Regions from separate parts of the Mus musculus genome. Here region 2 is linked to region 1. A link is a loop called in an ENCODE intact Hi-C map of the cell type or tissue named here. Cell type or tissue: left cerebral cortex. All regions are shown on one strand. Each heading gives the region's core, and the rest is flanking DNA. Links, peaks and the distances in the headings are about the cores only. Region 1 holds the start of Rab3ip (RAB3A interacting protein). Region 2 holds the start of Yeats4 (YEATS domain containing 4).

Region 1 (8,334 bases), core at 202-8,201:
GCTATAGCCGGTCTAATGAAGAACGCTGCAAAGCAGTGGATGTTCCAGTTCCCAGATGTTTTTGTACAGGAATTTCCAGAGCTGCTTGTATCCTTCCAGAGTTTCTGGTATCGTTTCCTCTAAAGCCAGAACCATGTGGCCGAAGCTGCCAAGTTTGTGTGCTTGCTGGGGCTGGAACCTGGCCCCCTTGGTCAAATACATTTTCCTTCACTGCTTCAGCCTGGCTGTCCTGGACCTTGCTTTGTAGACCAGGCTGGTCTGGAACTCGCTGTGTAGACCAGGCTGGCCTGGAACTCAGAGATCCACCAGCCTTTGTTCTCTGGGTGCTGGGATGTGAGGTGTGTGCATCTATGCCAACCCCTAAGCTTTTTTTAAATTCCTTTTCACAAGTTGGAAGCTTGCTTGGGTGGAGGTCTTGCTCTGAGGGCACTACTCCCTTTAGTCCATTTGGCAGCAGGCTTTTCTTTAAACCTTTTGTTTTCTTGAGCCCTGGACTTTAGCTCCATTGCACTTCCTGGTGCTCTTTTTTCCCTCAAACTGCATAGCTCATTTTCTTTTCATTATAGATCTGCCTAAGACTGGCCACTAATAACTAATATGATAATTGACATAATCAATACTTGGCTGTTTTGAAATCTCCTCTGCCAATACCATTAATCTAAAACTCTTCAATTTAGCCTCAGATTTATGTATGTATGTATGTATGTATGTATGTATGTATGTATTTATTTATTTGTATATTGGACAAAGGCAGAAAACAGCCACACTCTTCACCAAAATATCACAAGTATGATCTCTGGGCCACTTACTAATATTCTTCTCCTCTGAAACCTTTTGATCTGGGTCATAATCTACATTGTTCTGTCTTCCGTGTACCTAATAGGATGGCCCATTAAGTCCTGCTTAAAATGTTCAATTGCTTTCCCCAATCCAAGTTCCAAAGTCCATATTGCACCAAGAAACCCGGCTTGTCATAACAATACCCCACTCCTGGTACCAACTTCTGCCTTAGTCAATGTTCTATTGCTGTGAAGAGACACTGTGTCCACGGCAACTCTTACGAAGGAAAGCATTTAACTGGGGCCGGTCTACAGGTTCAGTAATGTAGTCCATCATTGCCATGGAGGGGAGTCTGGTGGCATGCAGGCAGACATGATGCTAGAGAATGGGCTGGGAGATCTACATCCAGATCCACAGGCAGCAGGAAGAGAGAGACACAGGGTCTGGCTTAGGCTCTTTGTAGACCAGGCTGGTCTGGAACTCACTGTGTAGACCAGGCTGGCCTGGAACTCAGAGATCCACCAGCCTTTGCTCTCTGGGTGTTGGGATGTGAGGTGTGTGCATCTATGCCAACCCCTAAGCTTTTTATAAATTCCTTTTCACAAGTTGGAAGCTTGCTTGGGTGGAGGTCACCCAAGCAAATCTCAAAGTCCACCCCTAGTGACACACTTCCTCCAACAAGGCCACACTTCCTAATCCCTGTCAAGGACCCAATTATAATAATTATAATATAAATAATTCCCAATGACCAAGCTCCAAATATATGAGCCTCTGGGAGCCATTTCTAGTCATGGCTCTACAGTAACTCTCCCCATTCTCAAACAGTGCTAGAGCCCACTCTCTAAGACTACAGATGATCTTGTAGTTAACATACATGTGGGTCACTGTGGGATTCACACACATTAGCATTACTGTCTTCTGTAGACCCGTGATGTTTTGGGTCTTACATTGAATAAACTGAAGAGCCAATCCTCCAAATGTTCATATACCAAATAGAGCATTCTCCCTGTGTGTCAACCATCTCCTCTTCCTACCTTTACAGAGTTCTCTGTCAAGCAGAGTGCCTGTTCTCAAGACACAGACTAAAGAGAAAAGAGAGGAAAGTCTACTTATGATTCATGGGGAATATGCACTGCAAGAGTTAAAGCAGCAGTTCTCAACCTGTGGGTCGCAACCCCTCTGGGATCAAATGACCCTTTCACAGGGGGTCACCTAAGACATCAGAAAACACAGATATTTATGTTAAGGTTCATAACAGTAGCCAAATTACAGTTATGAAGTAGCAACGGAAATAATTTTATGGTTGGGGGTTAGTATACACTATGAGGAACTGTATTAGAGGGTCACAGTGTTAGGAAGGTTGAGAACCACTGAAATACAGTGTTCTGGGATCACAGGTAAGGAGTTAGGGTTGGGAGGCAGGCGAGCATCAGGGAATGGTTTACAAAGAAACTGGAGCATGGGTTAAGTAATTACCAATTCCATATGATAAAAGATGTGTGTGTGAGCCGGACAGTGGTGGTGCATGCCTTTAATCTCAGCACTTGGGAGGCAGAGGCAGCAGATTTCTGAGTTCGAGGCCAACCCTGTCTCGAAAACCAAGACAAAACAAAAAGTGTGTGTGTGTGAACATCTCTTTAGAAAAAAAATGTGTAAAACAGGGAGCCCATAAAGTTTTCTCTTAATAGTAAACTTGTCTCCTTTTGTTTGAGTCTTTGGATGGTAGGAATTTTTTGTAGAGGTGTGTGTGTGTGTACACATGTGTGTTTCTGTATGACTCACTGTGTCACAGAATGTGGTGAGGTACACTAATTACATATATTAAACCACTTAACTCTCAAAACCTTGATGAGGTAGACATTCTTATTTCCAATTATCAGTGAGAAGATTGGCGATATTGCAGATGAACTCGCCTAAGGTCACAGAGGTCAGTAGGTGGCTGATCACAGGGACCACACACATAGCTTCCTTTTTATTACCACCTCCTTGATGTACTCAACAGAATGGCAGCCCCTGCCTCTGAGTATCACAAACATTGGCGGAAATACCGAGGATGACTGCTCCCTCCCACCCCCCATCCCTGAGTTTGATTTTCAGGGCTTGATTCTGTCTGTACTTTGTTTTTTGTTTTCCAACTTGGAAGCCCGAATGTGGGATGGAAGTTTGATAAGCAAAACAAAACAAAACAAAACAATAGATATAGTTCCTGTAAAAGATGAGAGACGGTCTTTGGAAACTGAAAGTGGAAGGATCTGGGTTTACCAGCTCCCCGCCCATCCCATCCCCCCCCCCCCCCCCTCCCCGGGCCCCTAACCTCCTACTCCAGCTTCAGGTATCCACAGACGCGGAATTTCAGGTCGGTTCTGCTTGTCCTCAATACACAGTCCAAAGCCTCTTACCATCCCAGGAGAGTTCACATCCTCCAAAGGCAGCCACAGGATTTCCAGCCAGAGTGGTTCCCAGGGAAACCGCTGTAGAGGGACCCTGGACTCCGCGCGTGGATTAGCCTGCACCGAGCCCCTCCTGTCGCCAGGGGGCGCCGCAGCGCGCGAGTCCCCCTCGCCACTCCCTCCCGGTCCCGCCTCTAGTCCCGCCCTCTCTCCCGGGGCGGGGGCGGGGGAGGGGGAGGGGCGGCCGCTTCTCCGCCCGGCGCTCGGCGCAGGCGCAGTCGGCTCTCCCTCCCTCGGCTCCCATCGCAGAGAGCGCCAGCCGCGGCGGAGTGGAGCGGCGTCTGTCCGCCGCCGTCCTCCGCGTCTCCCGAGCTGGGCACGCGCACCCTGCGGCTCTGCGAGCGCTGCCGAGCGCGGGCGGCGGCCGCGGCGGATCCGGCAGGTGAGTGCGGCGGCGGGAGGGAGAGGCGGGCGGTGTGAGCACCGCCCCCTCGGCGCCTCGCCTCGCGCCCTTGTCCCGCCGGCCCGGAGCGCGGCCGGGCAGGTGCAGGAGGCGGCGGGGAGGGCGCGGATCGCGCCCGCCCGTCCGCCCGTCCGCCCGCCCGCTGCGGAGCCCCGGGGACCCGAAGGGCGGCGGCTCCGGCGCTCACCTGGCGGCCCGCGCGGCCTCGGTCGCGGAGTTGCTTAAGTCGCGGGCGGCGCGGTTGGCCGGGGATGTGCGGGGGTCGCCGGTTCCCGGGGTCTCCCCCGCCGCGCTCGGCCCAGCCTGACTTCGGGAATCGGGACCCCGGGAGTGGGAGAACAGCGGTTCCCCCTGCGTGGGCCGCTCGCCCCCCGCCGCCCGCGGAATAGCGAGGCTGGGGAGAGGATGGTGCCGGGTGGACGCTGCAGCACGCGAAGAGTTGCCAGTTGTTGGGGATTAAAACATCGATCCGTAATGGCTGGCTGGCGCACTCTCCTCCGAGTTAGAGCTGGTGCCCCAGAGGCACTTTAGTTTCAAGGAAATGTTGCCTGTTCCCAGCCTACCTGTTTAGACACTTCTCAGTGTCCCCCGTGTCAAGGGAAAGAGCCCTGTGATCTTTTGGCTCTGGAATGATTGCATAATTGGAGGAGAGGCCGATAAGAGGATTAAAACAAACCGTTCTATTGTAAATCTCTTGAAAGACCCGGTTTCTGTTCATTACACTGTTCTTAAGTTTTTGTTTCTAAACAATGAATCGAGAGGAAAAGGAGGCAGAGTAGGTATGCAGCCCATCGTTGTAAATATTTGATACTGTTAAATATTTCACCAGTTTTATGGGGCCTTGTTCAGTTAGCATGTGTTATTTATTTACCAGGACTGTGCGTTTTCAGAGGACTTTTCATGTTTGAATAGACACTGCATTCCGAATCTACTCCTCAAGGCCCTAGGGGAATATATTAACTGAACTTAACAGTTACACAGATTTACTCAGCAATGCATTCTTAACTATAAGAACAGACGTCTTTCAACTTTTTTCTCTTTCCGGCCCAAGGATGTTTTGAATTAATGCCTTCTTTTGTGAATGAGCGTGCTTGATGAGACGCCTCATTGCTTACATAGCAAGTCATTTGTGCTAGCGAATGATTCTCACCTTCCACTGCCTGGTTGATGTTCAGTTTCTTTGTGGAGCTTTGATGTCTCTGTTTAAATGCAGCTGTACTTTTGAATCAGTGTAATTCTATACTCTGAGACATATTCTTTGCCTCAGAGTTTCTTTATGCCTCTACTCTGCAGTATACGTGGATGCCCTACAGATATATATATATATTTTTTTAATGGAAAAATTACTGGGACTTGCCCACCCCTCATATTTACGCCGTGGCAGAATGGAAGCTAGGATATAACGTTAGTTTTGTATGTATTGTATGGGTTAGATAACCCATGCTTTTCTGCTGAGCGGGTCTCACAAAGGCTTAGCTCTAACGAAAACGGATAACTTTCAGAACCATCTCTCACCAAGCATGCGACCTCGAGTAAATCATTTATTGAGCATACTCAGTAGAAACACATTCAAATGTCAGCAGTTGCTCCTTTAGTAGTTGGTTGTTTCAACCCAACATGAACTTTATAAAGGTGGGATATGAGTTTAACTGGACATTCCATTGAGATGGGGCGCGCAGGGAGGTGGAGGAGCTTCGGGGGGAGGGAAGAAGCAAGAAGTGTTAACTTGACTGTGGCCTGGGCACTGGGCTGGTGGGCTTGTTGTTTGAGGCTACGTTGGCTTGTTGGTCCTCAGGCCATTTTTTAGGTTATAGATAGCTTTATCAGATTTTTCAAACCCGGAAACCGAAGTGCAGAAAATCAAAATAACTTGCCCGAAGTACATAGTTGTCATTTATAGTGGCTGATCGAAAAGCCAGTATTAAAAACTATTTGAGAACCCCAAATGGAGATTTAAACTCTGTTGTTTAAACTCCTTATGCTACTGGTCTATGCTTTCTGAAAAAAGAGCTTTGCATTTAGAGGGCAGGCCAGTGGAAGGTGTTGCCATTTGTGTGTCTGATTAAAAACTATTCCAAGTGTCCCGATGGTGACATCCCTGTTGCCACTGTTAAACTGAGATCGAAGTCCTGATCTAAGCTTGCTCCAGCTCATGTACCCTCACCAACCAAGAGATAGGTCATTTATATCCCCTTGCCTTTCGTAGCTAAGGGAATTGATACACGAGTGATTGTGTAGCTTAGCCAGGATCGGATAGCTGGCAGGTCGATTAGAAGTCAGGCAGCTTCGGTAACAGGGCTTCAACTGTCATAAACCCACGGCTTCTTGTGGTATAGGTTGTGACGCCTTGTTTGCTCTTAGTCACAACGTCCAACCAGTTCATGCTTGAAGGATTGCCTGGTCTTAATTACTGCTCTGCCACTTCATCTGTAGGTCGTAATGCTGAAAAATTGTTTTTAATTTAGCTTTTATGAGATAGTTATATGAGTGTAATATGTAATTCTTATGTCACCAGAGGCTTTTGAATAAAATATTCAGTGAGTATCTACTTTGCAAGCCAGCGGGGGTTAAAGGAAGCTATAAAAAGTTGAAGGTAGGAACTTACGATACTCTTATATACTATATAATATGTTCCTCAAAGCTTAGAGGGACCTGGGATATAGCTCAGGGTACAGGGGATTGCTTAGCTTAGCCTGTGAGACTGCAAGCTCAGTCAGTTTCTAGGATGCAAAAAGCAACAGCCTCTACCAAAACAAAACAGAAACAATTTAGGAGGATATATGTGTGTGTGTGTGTATGTATATATACACACATATACATATGTATATATATCACACATATGTATGTGAAAATCTATGTATACATTTGGTTGAGTATTCAAAGATCTGTAGTACTTGGGTACTGGGGTGGAAGCAGAGAGAAACAGTAGGTAGGGTGTGTGTGAAGGTAAGGACAGAAAGTTATAAGAATATTGTTCTTGAAGATACATTTTAAAGCAAAACATTTGGCCAGTACAATGCAGGTCAACAAATTTCGCTACTGTATCTACTTGATACCTTAAAAGTCAAACCTCAGGGTTTGGGAAAACTCATTTAACTAGTTTCTCCTTTGCTGCAATGCTCTCTTTAACTCCCACCCCCTAACCCTCACTCCCATCTGGCTAGAGCCAGGCTTCTATAACGTTGTAACCTTATGTATATTCTGTAACCTGTTGTAACCTTATGTATATTCTGTAACCTTCCTTCCCTCGCTTGCTGAAAGCTTACTTTTACTATACCCTTTTATTTATTAATTTTGATATTTGTGCTACATTTATATTTTTACTTCTTTTTCTTTATTAGTTTTAGTTTCTTTGAGACAGGGTTTCCCTGTGCAGCCTTGGATGTCCTGGGCCTGGCTTTGTAGACCAGGCACAGAGATTGGCCTGCCTCGGTCTCGGAGCGTTGAGAGCTGGATGCATGCTGGGAAGGGCGGTTGTCTGAGCTCCTGGACAGCAGCAGGTGTCACTTTATCTTACCTCAGTTTATAGCTTAGCACTGGGCTTGGTACCCAGGAGGGATTGTGCTGGAAAATCCATTGAGATTGCGTCAACAGCAGAGATTGAAGTGAAGTGTTGGGAATGAGAGCTGAGGGGACTACGGGAAACACGGACTTGAGTAAAATCAGGCTGCCGTGTGCTTAGTTTACATGCCGTGCCTTACACCGTCCTGCAAGGATTGTTGTGGAGAAGGCTCAGACGGTAAAACGCTTGCCCGAGTTTGATCTCCAGAGCCATGTAAAAAATTGTGTATTAGTTACTTTTACGTTGCTATGATACCACCACCAAAGCAGCTTATAGTTGAGGTTATTTTGGGTTATAGTTCCAGCAGGCTAGGAATCCCTATTAGCAGGGACAGCATGACAGCAGGCACCAGAGCAGGACGCTGGATACCCCATCGTGACGACAGGCATGAAGCAGAGAGCGTGCACGGGACATAGATGAGGATGTGCGACACTAACCCCCAGTTAAGCACAGTGTCCCCCAAACGCCTGACAACCAGGTGCTCAAATAGGAGAGCCTGTGGGGCATCACTCAGTCTAACCACCGTAGGTTTGGTCTGGTGGCTGCACTTGGGGTCCCAGTATCGGGGAGGCTGAAATAGGCAAACCTGAAGCTTGCCATTCTGCCTAGCCTAGCATAATTGATGAGCGCCAGCCAGTGTGTGTGTGTGTGTGTGTGTGTGTGTGTGTGTGTGTGAGAGAGAGAGAGAGAGAGAGAGAGAGAGAGTGTGAGTCAGTCCTCTGGTCCCCATATGCACAGGGACACACACACATTATGGCAACTCTAATGGCAAAAAATGTCAACTAAGTAGTAAATTCAGGAAGACATGACCATAGCACCCAAGAAGAGGGAAAGGAGAGAGAAAGGACACAAAACAGCGGTGACCAGCGGTGGGGTCAGCCACGATTCTGCTGTTCTCCTGTCTCTCAGTCTTTCTACATTAACTGTGTCTTTAATGTAGTGGAGTCAGTTAGAAGCAGACACACTGAGGGCTTTCATCTTCTTATTTGCTGACTATTTGATCTTGGCTACTGAGTGTCTCTGAGTCTGTTTCTGTAAAGTGGGGATTGAGACCATTTTAAAGGCTGCTGTGATGCTCAGCCAGACTGTGTATATATGCAGACAAAAATAAACTCTTGTTCTAGAGAGTCCCAGGATAT
Region 2 (8,273 bases), core at 274-8,273, 270 kb before region 1:
GTATTAATTTATAGTCAAGTGAAAAGAGGTGTTTCCATCACATTGGTTAGTAATTCTGGGACACCCCCCCCCCAGTGGTTTCAGGATTTGGGAAACTCTGTACCCTGTATATGCCCAATGCATAAAACCAAGAGAAGCCTTCCTCCACCAGCCACAGACAGAACCTTGGGAAAATCATCTTTTTATCTTTCTTTCTTTCTTTTTTGGTTTTTCGAGACAGGGTTTCTCTGTGTAGTCCTGGCTGTCATGGAACTCACTCTGTTGACCAGGCTGACCTTGAACTCAAGAAATCTGCCTAACTCTGCCTCCCAGGTGCTGGGATTAAAGGCATGTGCCACCACTGCCTGGTTGAAAATCATTTCTTGATGTTATTTTCTCAGCACAACAGAAAAAAGCGAAGTCTAAAGTGAAAAGTGAAATTCCCATGATGCCCTTTTCACTCCGTGCCACCTCCTCCCCTCCCAATCTGCTGCAAGATAGCAATTCAGAAGGCACATTGTGCAGAGAGGATTGTCTGATCCGCGGGGCACAGATCCATGGCATGCTTTCAGGCTTTCAAGGGGGAGCTATTTTCATTACTATTACATAGGCAGACTTTCAAAGACCCAAGTGTCACTCTCAGAACTCAAAATGTTTCTGGCTAGTGAAAAAGAAGAAGTGTTCACTGGGAACCCTTGTTAAGATGATGTCTGCAAACCATCTCCACTGTACAGTGTTTTGTAGTGGAGACACTTAAAAACTATTGCTCTTCAAAAATTTGATCTATGCATTTATTTATGAATGTATTTATTTATTTATTACAGTAGTGTGGACCACACCTTTTATTTTATTCAATTACAAATTGTAACCATGACGATCGTTTGACAGCGCCACATCATCCGGGGTTTGTTCAGTGAGACCCTGGAAACTGCCTTCCCTGGAATTTTTGCTATGAGCGCCTCTTTCTCTGAGCACTTCTTGCATTTCTGGCTGTTTGACTCATCTCGTTCTTTTCCTGCTTTAGATCGGGAATAGCCATTTCTCCAAGGAGTCCTGGTTTCTTATAATAAATAATGATGTTTTAAAAATAAGTTCTTGGGGTGGGGGAGGCTCCGAGGACACACACACACACACACACACCATGGCATGCTCCCCACTCGTACCCCAAGATAAATGGAAAAAAAATACCTGGGACTCAGATGTCATTACTTCCACGCCCTATTGGTGGGGAAACCTAGAGGATACAGACATTTGCACTACACTTATCCCCAAGTCTTTTGAATTGAAAATACATCTATACCAATACCTCCATCACAGAATTCATTCTAATTTTTTTCCTTTTCCATCACTTAAGTTTCTTCTCAATTATCAATGTGCCATAATCGATATCCCAACATGACCCTGCTGTATAATAGATACCCTGCCCTCAGGCTCCTCCGTCTCGGTGGGTAGGGGGCTGCATTTTCCTCCATTACCTATGTCCCTTCTCTGAGGCACTATGCCAGGGATTCTCAACCTGGAGGCCCAATGACCCTTTCACAGGGGTTATATGTCAGATATTCTGCATTTCAAATGTGTTCATATTACTATACATAATGGTAGTAAAATTAGTTATGAAATTGCAACGAAAATAACGTCATGGTTGGGGTCACCACAGCATGAGGGGCTGTTAAGAGGCTGCCACATTAGGAAGGCTGAGAAGCACGGCACTATGCCAAACCTCTGTCCTGAGAGGAAGGAGGGCTCATGGTTGGTTGGTTCACTGTGCATCTTTCCTTTTTGAGAAAGGGTCTCCCTGTGATGCTCAGGCTGGCTAAAACTTTTTATCGTTTAGTTGTTTTGAGCCCACTCCATAACCTAGTCTGGTCTTTGAACTCTCAGCAAACCTCCTGCCTCAGCCTGTTGAGTGTTGAGGATACAGTCCTAGTCCACCATGCCCAGCTTGGCACTTCCTATTTAGCTCAGGCTAGCCCTGAACACTTCTGACCTCTGCCTTTTGAGTGCTGGGGTTATGAGTGGTTACCATCATACCTGGAAGATTTCTTCTCTGTTGTTCCTTTCCACATCCCAGACACCTAGAATAATGAGTGGAACGTGGTAGACTCTCATTACAACACGTTTTTCTTATTCTTCACTCTCCCATGATTCCAGGACAACAGCTTGAAGAAGACTAGGTCATACCTCAGGGCTGTGTAAATGTAGAGCAGAGACCAGCCATAAGAAATGTCACATGGCCTTTCCCGAGGAGGGAAGCAAGAAAAGACCAAAGCATCAACTGGACCAGAGTCCATCTTGGCAAACCGGTGAAACTACTGTGGTTACTCATGAGAGTATGGGTGAGGGGCCCCTCACAGGAACAGGGTTACCTCAAAGGCAACTGCATCACTGAAAAGCCCAGGCCCCAGTGGGTGGTGACTGGACATCCGACAACCCTGAGCTTGCTGGGTGGCTCTCAAGCAGCTCAGTAGGACAGAGTCTCCCCCAGTCAACTCCACAGGATGAGCACAGGCTCTGTCCTAGACTTCTGTCTCCTCCCTTCCCCCAATCATCCCTTCCTGCTTCTTTAACCTTGGGGGGGTGGGGTGGCGGCTCGTGTATCTTGTTAGCTTCAGAACTTCTTGAGCCTGTGAGTTGTTTACTTTCCAAGTCTCAGGAACCTCCTGTCTCCTTCCTGGAGGGAATGTCTCCCTTAGAAGCTCTAAGCTTATATCAGGTGATCAAGGAAGGGGAATGACATTTAGATATCAATTAAGAAACAGAGTTAGGACATACTCAAGAGCTGCCAGGACAACCTCAAAATACGGGATGACTATAGAAACAGCCAAGATTATCAAAAACAGGGGCTGGCAAAAGTAAAGGTACTTGTTATCAAGCCTGATGACTTTAACCAGATCTCTAGGACCCACATTCATTCTCTCTCTCTCTCTTTCTCTCTCTCAATAGATAATACAGTGAAAAAAAATACTTTTATTAAAGATTAGCAAAAATTGGGGGCTTAGTGGTTAAGAGCACTAGCTGCTTTTCCAGAGGACCTGAGTTCAATTCCCAGCAACCACATGGTGGTTCATAACCAATCTGTAGTGGGATCCGCTGACCTCTTCTGGTGTGTCTGAAGACAGCTACAGTGTACTCCCATACATAAAATAAATCTTTTCTTTAAAAATTAGCAAAAATTGATTGACCATGCTGTTAAATTCGCTTCTCGGTCTCCTGATTATTCTCATTGATTAGTGCTGTGCCCAGCCTTCATCAGAGAAGTTTATTGCAATGAGCAGTGGTTAATGCAGAAACCCAAAACTAGCCAAAACGCCCAGGAATAAGAGATGGTGGTGTGCTTAGCACTATTCGGGACAGTTGTACCACTCCTTCCAAGATTGGGGAATATTTCAGGGTATAAAGAGCCAGAGAATGGAGAGACATGTATCAAAAACGACACCTTCTGGCCACAACGTGGCCATTGCACTCATGAACTTACTGCAGCTGCGGTTATCTGCATAGGACCTGCGATTGCATGTTAACATTTCAACATGGATGGCGGGAGGGGTCCAGGGGCCTCACCCTTCCCAGAGGGACTATTGAAAATTCATGACTGTTTGGGAAAGAGATGCCATTTTCTTTAGTAAGGTACCACTGATAAATTACTCTTGCTTCGGTAAAGAATCCCACATCCATAGTAGGACAGGAAACGCCAATTAAAGCCAATAGGTCACGAACTAAGAGGGCATGAAAGTAGGAGGGGGGCTTGTTGGAAAGAAGAGTTCCAACTGGGGAAGGGTATGAGAGAGAAGAATGGTGAGTGAAAATAAGAACATGACCCTCTTAGGCATGGTTTAGGAGGTTTTTACTGTAGATAGGGAGAAAACAGATTCCCGACGAATCTGGAAAAGTCAGACTGAACATGGCCAGCAGAACAGATTGAGCCATGAAGAGCGGGAAGTGGAGTCATTTCTGTAGTGCCATCATGTTGGCCTTGGAAATCGAACTCAGGTCACAAGGCTTGGCAGCATATTCTTTACCAAGCCCACGCCCAGTTATCTGACCTGCCCAATCAGAAGCTTTGATTCCAGAGTCTATCATCTTGAAGTGTGTGGGGTTATCTCAACCCTAAAGCTACAAACGTTCACCATTTTGGTGCTTCCCTACCCTTAACTTCTGCCTAAAATTTATCCCCATCTCTCTTTATCCGCTGCAACAGCTCATCAGGCTCTTACCGGGGAAGGCTGCAGCCTCGCGCGTGCGCACTGTCTGCCTGAGCCCGTTGCGCATGCGCCGCCGCCCTCCCCCGCCCTTCCGCTCGGCTCTCCCAGCTCGGGGCTGAATGGCCGACCCCGACGCGGCGCGTGTGGAGGAGGTGGCTGTCCGGCTCCCCGAGCCCAGGCGACCCGCCCTCCTCCGGCTCGTGAGGGGAGCGGCTACCCCGCCGGCCTGAGCTCTCTCCCTGGCCGCCGCGGCTCCTTCCCGGGGACAATATGTTCAAGAGAATGGCGGAATTTGGACCTGACTCCGGCGGGAGAGTGAAGGTCAGTGCGCAGGCGCGGCGCGCGGGGCGGAAGCTCGGCGCTCATTGGGCCCCGAGTCCTCGTCACCGCCTCCGCACCGCCAAACACAAAGGTGCCGGGGTGGCTAGGGCATCAGTCGCAGACCCTGGATAGGCTCGTCCGTCTTGTCGTTCCCGAAGCCCCGTGCTGATAAAGTCAGCAAAGAGCGCTTAGCTTCGTTCGTGTTTAGTGAAGGTTGCTTAACACTGGACGTTGTGACACTCAGTTCCCTCCCATCTATATGTGTATTATTAATAGGGGTGGAGGTAAGAGAACGACTTGCAGGAGTCGGTTGTCAGGTGTCACCATGTAGGTGTGCTGTCCAGCCTGAGCTGCAGTCGTCTCTTCCCTGTGTGCCATCCCTCCAGCTCGCCACCCCCTCCCACCTTCCTACATCTGCTGGTTACTTTTTTTTTTAATTTTAAAATTTATTTTTATGTATATGAGTACACTGTAGCTGTCTTCAGGCACACCAGAAGAGAGCATCAGATCTCATTACAGATGGTTGTGAGCCACCATGTGGCTGCTGGGAATTGAACTCAGTATCTCTGGAAGAGCAGTCAGTGCTCTTAACCTCTGAGGCAGCCCTGCTGGTTATTTTTTAAGGTACCGGTTCAGGATGCTCTCCCCGTGCCCCTAAAAGGGGCTTCTACTTACAGATCTTATCACAGAAAGGATTTTTTTTTTTCCTTAAAAGAAATCACATCAGTCTACAAAAATTTTAAAATCCTCATCGGTGTCATATTATTTTTATTACCTTAATCATAGTGTCTATATATCCATAGCTGCCTTAACAGTATATGTAAGATGAGAAATCATCGAAAATCCTAAAGCCCTGAAATGCAATAGAAAGAAATACCAGGTAAAAGTCTGTGTTAGTATAAGAGGCTTTGTAGAGCTGTGCATTTGCCCAGGGTTTTAGGTAAGGCTTGGGGATGGTAGGAAGTGATTGCAGAGCAAAAGGTTCATGGGAAAACTCTTCTCTACTTGCACAAGTTAAATCTGGAAGTTTGTAGTTCAGGATAACTTGAGAAAGTTAGGCCTGTAGTCCTCAAATTGAGTTTCCTCCTTAGTAGCTGGGGAAGGGGTGGGGGTGAGGCAGGAACAAGATAGGCCCTTGAGAGGCCCAACCCAAGTGGCCTGTGTGTTCCCACTGTCCCCATCTCCTAGGCCATTCAGCTGTGAGCTGATCAGTATGCTAATCCCTTGGTAAGGTGCTTCTGTAGTCCAGGCGCCTCTCAGCCGCCAGCTGGGGACCAGCAATAAGCCTTTTGGGGGAGGGGGTACTCCATACCCAAACTGTATGTGCATAATAAGGATGACAGCAGAAAATGCTTGCCCTGAAATTCTCTCATAAACCGACCTTGGGTTTTGTGCTGTGCTTTGGTAAACACTGCCAGAGGCTAATCTAAAAGCCTTTCCCAGCCAGCAGAGCCGGTCACAATGGCAACTTGAACTCAGTAGCCTAGCTTTTAGGTTTGTGAAGGCATTTTGTTCTTCTCTAATCAAGTACTCAGGTGCTTTTACATGCAGAGCTCAGCAGGTAAAAGGCTTACCAAGTCTGATGACCTCAGTGCAGGCCTCAGGAAGGTGGAAGGAAGAGAATCTATTCCTTCAAGTCATCTGTGACCTCCTCATGTGCTGCACAGGGCGCCCAGCGTGCACACAAACACCCCAAACAACCCACTTTTCATGTGAGGACTGGGAACCAAACTGTAGCCTTCTGCAAGAGCAGCAAGCTCTTCAACCCCTGAACCATCTCCCCAGCCCCTCTCGTGGGAAGCATTGTGCCAACGTTAGTGAATGTGACGCTGGCTCGAGACGCCTGTTCTAAGTCAGCCCGTACGTGGTTAGACTGCGGCTCCCTAAACCAAGTCGCCGCGGCTCATGGTGTTTATCCAGGTGCTGGTGAAGTATTTACTGATTTTCAGCTTGCTTTTCTTTTAGGGGGTTACCATCGTTAAGCCAATCGTTTATGGCAATGTTGCCAGGTACTTTGGAAAGAAGAGAGAAGAAGACGGGCACACTCACCAGTGGACTGTGTACGTGAAGCCCTACAGAAACGAGGTGGGCATCGCTTTTCCCGGAAGGAGTGTTTGCGGTGCAGTCTGTTTAGTTGACAGTAAACTGAAATTGTGTATAGTAACTTTCCAAGTATGAGGTGGGTCCATTATAGACTCCCACCACTAGCCCCATCAGAAACAATAAAATGAAGCCCCTCATCTTCATGTAATTAATGAATCGGGTTTTCAAAAATGTCGTCTGAATAAAATTAAGATAAGGGGCTGGAGAGGTGACTCGGCAGGTAAACACGTGATACTCTTGCAGAGGACCTGAGTTGGTCCCCAGCACCCACGTACGGCAGCTCACGGGGATCCAGTGCTTCTGGCCTCCCGGGGCAGCCGTACGCACATACCCACACCCACACATGTGTACACACATCTGCACAAACGTGTTCACTTATGAATGCGTACATATGTATGGGCGGTCTTTATCAAGGGTGGGGGAGGAGGAAGTTGGTGCCTGCAGGCAATGTGAACAAAAAGTCCTGAGAGAAAGGGGGGGGGCTGTAATTCTGTTACCATGGAGACTTGCAGATGCCCAGGCTTCCTGGTCATGTGTGATTGCTGAGCTCCAGGCTCAGTGAGAGACCCTGTCCCCCCAAAATAAGGTAGAGAGCACTAGAGCAGGGTACCTGATGTGGACCCCTGGCCAGCCGTGTGTGCATCCCTCCCTCACCATACTCAAAGAAACTGTTTCTAAAAATTGGCTATAAATATGGTTTTCTAGGTATACTTCTATAAAAATACCCCAAATCTTGCTGTTGCTTCTGATGGAAGTCAGAATTAACTGAGAGTGTTATTTATTGATGCATATAAAAGCAGAATTTGAGCACCTCGGATAGTGGTGACACGTACTTATAAGCCCAACACTGGGCCAAGAAGATGGCAAGTTCCAGGCCAGTGTGGGCTACATAATAAGACCTGTCTCAACAGCCATGTCCCCTCAAAAACCCAGGGTTTGCAAAACAAGTGATGGGAAATAACTTGGCACTGGCTGACTGCCTTTCTTCCTCTTTATCCCCTGGCTGCTGCCCAGGCATAGTTCTTGGCTCTGTTTGTTGCTGTTGTATTAAATTGTTTTGGAGTTTTTGTTGTTGGGGTTTTTTTTTTTTTTTTTTTTTTGGTTGGTTGGTTGGTTTCGGGGGTGTGTGTGGCGTGTTTGTTTTGGTTGTTGGTGTGTGACAAGTTCTCACTGTGTAGTCCTGTCTGGGCTGTAGTTCAGCTGTGTAGACCAGCTGACCTCAAAACCAAGATCCTCCTGCTTCTGCCTCCCGTGTGCTGCGATTTAAGGAGTGTCACCGCACTGGCCTATTTTGTTTGATTTTTGGGAGAGGAAAGCAAGCTTTGAGTCTTGAGCTGTATCCGTGCCCCTTTTAAGACATTTTAGTTTGAAGCAGGGTCTGGCTGAGTTGCCCAGGCTGCTCTCAAGCTTTGTCATCTTTCCTTAGCCTCTTGGTTAGCTAGGCTGCCTCACTAGGCCAGCTAACTCGTGAATGTCAAAGGAACGGGCATCGTGTAAAATTGTGCTCGGATGCCAGATCTGGTTCCGTTGGAGAACTGATTTTTTTCTGTGTTTTAGGATATGTCAGCATATGTGAAGAAGATCCAGTTTAAATTACACGAAAGCTACGGCAATCCTCTAAGAGGTGAGGCACAGCTCTTGATTCATCGTGGAATAGTTATAAAGGGCCAG

The links. A loop is a pair of places that touch in the nucleus more often than their neighbours do. Peaks named below come from ENCODE experiments on the same cell type or tissue, not always from the same donor. Only the 100,000 strongest peaks of a DNase experiment are listed, where the experiment ranks them.
Region 2: a loop joins it to region 1, with 2.2 times the contacts of the local background. A loop is called at or near these places in 9 of 42 quality-filtered maps.

What each region holds. Positions count from the first base shown.
Region 1 is chr10:116,945,538-116,953,871 of GRCm38, reverse strand. Rab3ip (RAB3A interacting protein) reads left to right here and starts at 3,419. Exons shown (of 11, transcript NM_001359645.1): 1 at 3,419-3,612. 4933412E12Rik (RIKEN cDNA 4933412E12 gene) reads right to left here and starts at 3,310. Exons shown (of 3, transcript NR_038026.1): 1 at 3,180-3,310. Gm40768 (a long non-coding RNA gene) reads left to right here. Exons shown (of 3, transcript XR_872055.2): 3 at 1-218. In left cerebral cortex, for the core only: a CTCF peak has its summit at 3,306 (motif pointing right); DNase peaks (open chromatin) are centred at 3,373, 4,012 and 4,662; H3K4me3 peaks cover 2,104 bases; H3K27ac peaks cover 430 bases.
Region 2 is chr10:117,220,485-117,228,757 of GRCm38, reverse strand. It overlaps Yeats4 (YEATS domain containing 4), which reads left to right and starts at 4,251. Exons shown (of 7, transcript NM_026570.4): 1 at 4,251-4,499; 2 at 6,465-6,584; 3 at 8,160-8,226. The coding sequence starts at 4,449. Gm31963 (a long non-coding RNA gene) reads right to left here and starts at 4,272. Exons shown (of 4, transcript XR_872061.2): 1 at 4,191-4,272; 2 at 2,011-2,167. In left cerebral cortex, for the core only: CTCF peaks have their summits at 3,222, 3,422 (motif pointing left) and 5,021; DNase peaks (open chromatin) are centred at 3,532, 4,278 and 4,478; H3K4me3 peaks cover 1,863 bases; H3K27ac peaks cover 1,191 bases.